Linked DNA regions of Homo sapiens: regions 1 and 2 are each linked to region 3. A link is a loop called in an ENCODE intact Hi-C map of the cell type or tissue named here. Cell type or tissue: Calu3. All regions are shown on one strand. Region 1 overlaps EPB41L4A (erythrocyte membrane protein band 4.1 like 4A). Region 2 holds the start of LOC101927023 (a long non-coding RNA gene). Region 3 overlaps EPB41L4A (erythrocyte membrane protein band 4.1 like 4A).

Evidence for each region. Peaks named below come from ENCODE experiments on the same cell type or tissue, not always from the same donor. Only the 100,000 strongest peaks of a DNase experiment are listed, where the experiment ranks them.
Region 1: it touches region 3 in a loop (2.8-fold over the local background); 3 of 110 quality-filtered maps call a loop at or near these places.
Region 2: a loop joins it to region 3, with 2.5 times the contacts of the local background. A loop is called at or near these places in 4 of 110 quality-filtered maps.

What each region holds. Positions count from the first base shown.
Region 1 is chr5:112,209,342-112,211,841 of GRCh38, reverse strand. It overlaps EPB41L4A (erythrocyte membrane protein band 4.1 like 4A), which reads left to right. Exons shown (of 23, transcript NM_022140.5): 13 at 1,860-1,950. Among named protein-coding and RNA genes, the nearest start is that of SNORA13, 49 kb to the right of the region's middle. In Calu3, a CTCF peak has its summit at 1,225 (motif pointing left); a DNase peak (open chromatin) is centred at 1,221.
Region 2 is chr5:112,227,486-112,229,985 of GRCh38, reverse strand. All of the region lies in intron 12 of EPB41L4A (erythrocyte membrane protein band 4.1 like 4A), which reads left to right. LOC101927023 (a long non-coding RNA gene) reads right to left here and starts at 1,703. Exons shown (of 4, transcript NR_110559.1): 1 at 1,634-1,703. In Calu3, no CTCF peak of the experiment used is centred here; a DNase peak (open chromatin) is centred at 1,135.
Region 3 is chr5:112,314,875-112,317,374 of GRCh38, reverse strand. All of the region lies in intron 1 of EPB41L4A (erythrocyte membrane protein band 4.1 like 4A), which reads left to right. Among named protein-coding and RNA genes, the nearest start is that of EPB41L4A, 100 kb to the left of the region's middle. In Calu3, no CTCF peak of the experiment used is centred here; DNase peaks (open chromatin) are centred at 456 and 1,164.

The DNA of each region.
Region 1 (2,500 bases), 110 kb after region 3:
CAAATGCCTTAGAGTAACAGTTTTTGGAACTCTTATCTGAAACCACCCTTTGTTTTCTCTGTCTAAAGTGTATTTATTAATGTTTATCTTTCCTGATGGGTAAGCCAGACATACTTCCCAACTGCTCTGGAGGAAACTTGCCAACTTTGAGGGTGCTCAGGTGTTTCTCTTGTCTTGTCCTCTTGCCTTGCTCTGAAGTGTTCTTCTCATTGAACATCACTTTCACTTGCTGTGTGGGTTTTTTTTTTTTTTTTGAGACGGAGTCTCGCTCTGTAGCCAGGGCTGGAGTGTAGTGGCGCAATCTCAGCTCACTACAACCTCCACCTCCCGGGTCCCAGTTCAAGCAATTCTCCTGCCTCAGCCTCCTGAGTATCTGGGATTACAGGCATGCGCCACCATGCCCAGCTAATTTTTATATTTTTAGTAGAGATGGGGTTTTGCCTTGTTGGCCAGAGTGGTCTTGAACTCCTGACCTCGTGATCCGCCCGCCTCGGCTTCCCAAAGTGCTGGGATGACAGGCGTGAGCCACTGCGCCTGGCCCACTTGCCCTTTTAAGAGTCTGTCTCTCCCAGTTGACTCCTAATCTAGACTGACTCTTGAGCTGCTTGTGGGGCCACAGGTGGAAGTAGTGTGTGGTTCAGAGCTAAGTCTGTGGAGCCAGACTGCCCATCTTCAAAGCTTGCCCCACCACTCAGGAGCTGTGGGACCTTGAGAAAGGCCCATTTTTTTTAAATCTTTTAAAATGAGATAACATTGATATCTACTTCATAGGATTATTTTGAGGATACATGAGTAAATAGATGTGAAGCGCTTGTAATAGTACCTGACACATAGTAAGTACTCAATAAATATTAGTGCTTATTAATGTTACAAACTCATCTTCATGACATTCTCGGTGGTTAGTGACCGTTATGCATTGGATTGAAGGACCGTAACTATTACCCCTGCAGGAGTAGCTCCGAGGAAGACACACCTGTATGGCACATAGACCTAATTGAACAGGGCCTGTGGGCATCTGTGCATGCTGATTTCCCCTGATCATCTAAACTGCCTCCTCCTTGAGTGAGGTACATGCACACTGGAGAAGAGTTGTTCCCAGAGCCCACACACCTCACTTCTGCAGGCTTATCTACCTCTGCCCTGAGAGTGGAAGCCTGACCTCCTACATGGGCCCAGACCCTTCAGTTATCTTTATTTCGATCATGACTTCCAACATTGTGTCTGCCATGGGCTCCCTCTGCTGGTTCCTCTAGCGTGTATGCAAATCTATGGAATAACAACTTTTAAAAATTCAGTTTCAGATTTTTAGGAATGTTTGCATGAAGAACACATTTGAAAATGTCTTTTTTTTATATGTGAGTGATACAGATCACATGTATATTACTCTTTTTTTGACAGCTGCATTATGAGTTGGGATATTTTCAGGTTTGAAGTTTTTTGTTTGGTTTGATTTCAAATGGGGACTGTCATGATATGCTGAGAAACTTCTTCACAAGTAGTCATCAAAACCTGATCATTATGTTTTATATTCTAATATATGGTACTAAATATCTCAGAATATCATTTTAATAGTCTAAAGTGAATGTTATTTTAACATCTAAAGATGTGGAGACTTAGTTTTAAAGTCTGAAAAAAATAGCCTAGACTCCCAGGACATTGTTATGTTGAGGGTTTAGTACACGTTAGAAAATAGTACCTCCAATTTATTGGGTGATTCATTATTTATTTGGGGTTATAATTTATCAATAAAATGTGCCACAGTGTCCCTAAAATTGCATTTTAAAATAAGTCTTCTGTTTCTTTCATTTCCTTATCACTGTTTCCTCTCTCTTCCATCTTTCCTTCTCCTCCTCTGCTAGAATCAAACAGCATCAGTAGGATAACTGCAAACATGGAAAATGGAGAAAATGAAGGAACAATTAAAATTATTGCACCTTCACCAGTAAAAAGGTCAGTGAAGTTAACTGAAGAAACGTACAATTATATGCTGTTGTAAAAATGCTTTTTTTCTGTAGACAAGGTTAAAAATCTTTTAACTTTGATGATTAATGAATACTTTTGATCCATGGGATCCAATAAATCTCTGGGCCAAATAATACATTAAAACACCAATGAAATATAAAACATCAGGACCTGACTCTCTTATTTGAAGAAAGTGCTCTTTTTGTCACAAGGTGAACTCACAGATTGTCTGTGGTCTGCATTCTCCGCAGAAAATTAAAAATTTCTTGTGATTTTGAAAATGGCATGATATAATGGACTAACTCAGAGGGACTTGTAAAATAAAGTAGATGATATTCATGTTTAATGTACTGTGTTCATTATAGTGGTGCACTGAACTGTAGCCCTGGAAAGAGGGTTTATGGCATTTAGAGGCATCAGATCCTCAGAAGTCAGTGATTGCATATGTATGAAGACTTGTCATGGTCCTCTGCATCTGCTTTCCCAGGGGGCATTCCCCAGTGGAAAAGCCTTCTCTTAATATATTACATGGATTGTT
Region 2 (2,500 bases), 87 kb after region 3:
GACAGAGTCTAGCTCTGCCTCCCAGGCTGGAGTGCACTGGCGTGATCTCGGCTCACTGCAAACTCTGCCTCCTGGGTTCACACCATTCTCCTGCCTCAGCCTCCCAAGTAGCTGGGACTACAGGCGACCACCACCATGCCTGGCTAACTTTTTGTATTTTCAGTAGAGACAGCGTTTCACCATGTTAGCCAGGATGGTCTTGATCTCCTGGCCTCGTGATCCATCTGCCTTGGCCTCCGAAAGTGCTGGGATTACAGGTGTGAGCCACCGTGCCTGGCCTGGAGACCGTTACTCTAAGTGAAGTAACTCAGGAATGGAAAACCAAATATTATATGATCTCATTTTTAAGTGGGAGCTAAGCTATGAGGACACAAAGGCATAAGAATGATATAATGGACTTTGGGGATTTGGGGGAAGGGTAGGAGGGGGTGAGGGATAAAAGACTACACATTGGGTACAGTGTACACTGCTTGGGTGATGAGGGCACCAAAATCTCAGAAGTCACCACTAAAGAACTTACTCATGTAACCAAGAACCACCTGTTCCCCTAAAACTATTGAAATAAAAATAATAAATAAATAAATAAAAATACCCCACAAGAGTTATTTAGTGGAGTAGGAATAGGCAAACGTTTTTCACGAAGGGCCAGATAATGAATATTTTAGACTTTGCAGGCCATGTGGTTTCTGATGTAACTATTCACCTCTGCCATTTGTAGCACAATAGTGTCACTGAAAATATGCAAATGAATAAATGTGATGTGTTTCAAAAAAAACACAAAACATTTGTATATAATTTTTTAAAAAGTCGTGATGGGGGTTATTACTTTTTGTTAGTTTGTATCATTAATTTATACTAAATGAGTTTTTACTTTAGAAGACCTTTCTTTTTAATTCCGAAGTTAAAGTAATTCAATCAAACTAGATGACTAGTCCCCTTAACTTGCATCCCAGTTGTCTGTAAGTTTAAAAAGCATGTTTATTCACCTCTCAATCAGGAGTAATAAATGCCCTGGCAGCTAAAAAGCCATTGTGTTTAGAATTTGCCAAGTGCAGGCCCTGGCACCTTTATGAGGAAGTACATTCCAGAATCAAGTGCCCTGCACCCAGCTGCCTGCTTCCCCACCCAGAGGAGGTCAGCATCAGGGCAGGCAGCCAGAGCATTCCTGCAAGTCTAAACTGCCTCAGAGGAGCTTGGGTAAAGCCAGAAAAGGGACGGCAGGAGGAAAAAGTGCCCTCCTGTTACAACCCTCTCTCTGACAAGTTCTTGGCAACTCACACAGTTGGATTCCTGTCAAAGGAGATCGTCTCTGCTGTAAGTAGGCAATGAAGACAGAATATTTGGATATAATTCATAATTAGCTATAAGAAAAGTAATGGGTGAAGCCATTTGGGATGGATACACAAGGCTTTGATTATCTGATGCAGCATTTTAAGTTCTTAAAAATATCTCACTGAACACACAAATACTTGCAGCATAATCTTTGAACTATTGCAAAGCAAGATAAGATGACATTTTTGGCATTCCCATTCTGCCTCTGTGGAAGGGGCTGCAAACAGAGTGCATAAGGGGTTGTGAAAATGATTTCTGAGAGGATGGTTTGTGCACAGTGTGCAAGAGGACAGCTACTTACCGCTTGGACCAAGCCAGTTGTTTCTGTGCAGCGGAGTGGACCTAGTGTTGATGTATCTTCCAGTGTTTCAAGAGAAGTACAAAATCTGGATGTTCATGTGAACTTCCTAGAATTTGAAATACTAGCAATTAATTTTATTATAAGAAGACTTTGTGTGCTAAGTTAAACATTTCTGATCAACAGATTTGGCTTGAGGGCTGCTTCCCTGGAAACTCTGTCCCTTGACAGAGCTGGTGTGAGTGGTTGATCTACCATGTGACAGGTGACTCCATCTGCCCTGGGGCTCACACTATGTTTCTGCAGCATCCTCAGCAATCACGACTATGTTTGATTCAAACACTCCATTACTCCAGACGTGAGCACTTTGTAGTTAGTAGGTCAGTGGGCCAACTCCAGGGGATGATGGTGCCACACAGCTCTGGACCCCCCATAGTGAATGATTCCCCTGAGGGTAGCTAACCAGCATCTATTGTTGACCCAAGGTAGGTGCAGTCAAAGCAGGGAAGACAGAGAAATTATTCGATATAATGAAGTACAGTTTCATTTGATGAAGTATAGCTCTGGGCTGCTAAGAAATAGCAATGTCAAAACAATAGTTATTTATTGAACACTTCCTCTGATTGGCACATTGTGTCAGATGCAAGTCAGCAGAACCTCAGTGTGGCTTGTGGCAGTCAAATCTGTGTTTTGAAGGCAGAGGAAAGGTGAGTTATCTGAATAGAGACGGATGTATCAGTGCGATCCAGTAAGCTGGATCCTGGTACTTTGCTGGTTCAGCTTCAGTAATCCATGTACTAGACATGTAATATTATAAAGTCACTTAGCCAGCTTGAGCCTTGATTTCTTCATCTGTCAGATGAGTTGCTG
Region 3 (2,500 bases):
AAAGCAGGAATAAAAAATGACAAGTTTGCATAGCTCTTGTAGAGATTAAATGAAACAAAGTACAAGAAATCATCTAGCATAGTTCTTTTTATATAGATGATCAAGATGATTTACTGTCATTCTTTCTTTTGCTCTAATTTGAAATATTACAGAGATGAGTGAAGAAAAACATAAAGCATATAACAAGTTTAGAGAGAAAAAAAAGATGTGGTAGGTTGTCAACAAAGATGGCCACCTGTGATTCTTCCAGTCGCTCACTATATGTTCATGTCATTCCTCCTATCAAGAGATGGGATCTGTTTTTGCTCCCTTTCCATGTGCACTGACTCAGTGACTTGCTTTGATCAATAGAGTGTAGCAAGACTGATGCTGTGCCAGATCTGGGCCTTCAGAAACTTGGCAGCTTCCCCTGTTTGTCTCTTGGAGCCCTAAGTCACCATGTCACGAAGTCAGATTACCTTGCTTAGAGGGTGAGTGGCCCAGCCAGCTTCCAGCCATTCCAGCCATCTCAGGTGAGGTGTCAATATGTGAATGAAGCCATCCTGGGTTCTTCAGCCCAGGTAGACCTCTCCAGCCAACACCAGATGGAGCTGATACCAGCTGTCTCTTCTGAGCCCTGGCTAAATTTTAGAATTATAGGCAACTTGTTGCTTTAAGCCACTGAGTTTTGAAGTTACTTGTTACAAAGCAATAGATAGCTGAGAAAAGCTTATCAGTGTGAAGAAACTTTTATATATGAAAAATATAAATATTAATTGCACCTAGAAAAATACATTTTACTCATTTTTTAATGATTAAATGAGGATTTTCCTCATCTGGAGGGTGAGGGTAACTCTTAGACATAAACAATGGGGGCCAGACAATGGGGGTGAACAGTGCCTCCCCTGGGAAGGAGTTACCTTTGGTACCTGAAGAATGTCTCCTCCGTGCGCCCACTTTGCCTTATCGTAATGGCCTAAGCTAAAAAAATTAATGTAATTTTAAGTTTTCCCAGAGAACTAGGAATGTATTGTGGTCAAAATACTAAATAAAGATAGAGTGAATTTTTAAAGGCATAACGTTATAAGAATTTTTTGCAGAGTTCATTTCCCCTTTGTGAAGGAGTAAGCTGTTTGTCTCAGATGTAATAGTTATCATTCTGTGAAGCTGGCAGGAACCTGCCTTTCTGGTTTGTAATGTCATGTTAATCTGCAAAGGTGTTATTACTCATTTGAAATATTCTTTGTTCTGGTTGAAAGCTCCATTGATGGTATTTTCAAATAAACTTGTCCTACTAGTGAGTCTTTCTCTACGATTATAAGCCTTTTGTAGCTCTATTCTTTCTGGAATGTTGCTAGTATGTCAGTAATGAAAGTAATCTATCTCATTTGCTAAGAGTTAAGTGGAATACAATTCACAATCCAGAAATATGTAATAGGCATTTACTCTCATTTTAAAAGTAAATTAATATATTGTTACATTGAGATGAAGTTTTGCTGATTAGTTATAAAAAATCAGGTGCTCCCTTTATTTTTATTTTCTTAACTGTCTCATATCAAGTCTTCTTTATTTTTTTGATGATGGAAAATCAAATTTCTGTCAGATTTTTTTTGCATAATCTTTATTTTTATTGCATAAAAATTTCTATGCAAGTTTTAGGTATAAAAATGTAATATATGGCTTCCTCAGTTTTTGGTGTTTTAGCCATTTTAAATATAAGATATTTATTCCTTATGCTACCTTTAGAATATATTGAGTCTATTGGAATTATATGTCACTGAAACAAATGTGTATTTTAAAGTTAAAAGTAAACTGAATCTCTGTGTATCAGGTGATATAACAAAATACATGGATCTGGTCAGCTTTTTCTTTAATTTCATAAGTCTGATTGGTCAAGAAAAATGGAAATCTTCATAAGAAACAGGAAGAAAGGTTCAATTTATAGACACCATGTTATTGGCCCTTGGTATTAATTCAGTGAACTTTTAGGCAGCTCTTACTGAGAATAAGTTATTGGACTGCATAGAAAGTAAGTGGTGTGTGATACTCAGCACATGCTTTCCAAATGTCTAAACATAAGTAGGAAAGTTAACAGAAGGAATAAATGGCCATCTTAAGAGTGCAAGAGTGTAAGTATCAGAGACAGGCAAAAATAAGAAACTTGGTAGGTTCAATGGAGGGAGAGGTCATAATGAGATTGAGAGGATTTGGACAGGCTTTATGAAGAAGGTGGCATTTTAACTGGATCTTGAAGGATAAGTAGGATTTTGACCATGACATAGAGCAGGAAAGATATCCCAGGGAGACCTCCTGAAACCTGAAATGGGAAGCATTTCTTTCAGGTTTCCAAATATCCCTCCCTGATATTTGGGGTGTTACCCAGTTCATTCTCTCAAATGTCTCATTAGTGGAGGTCCATTATTATCGAAGACAAAATTTTAATTTATTTATTGATTTCAGAAAGTCCTTGGGCATGTTATCATTGTACCTTATTTTGTGGCATCTTGTGAATTCCCCATTT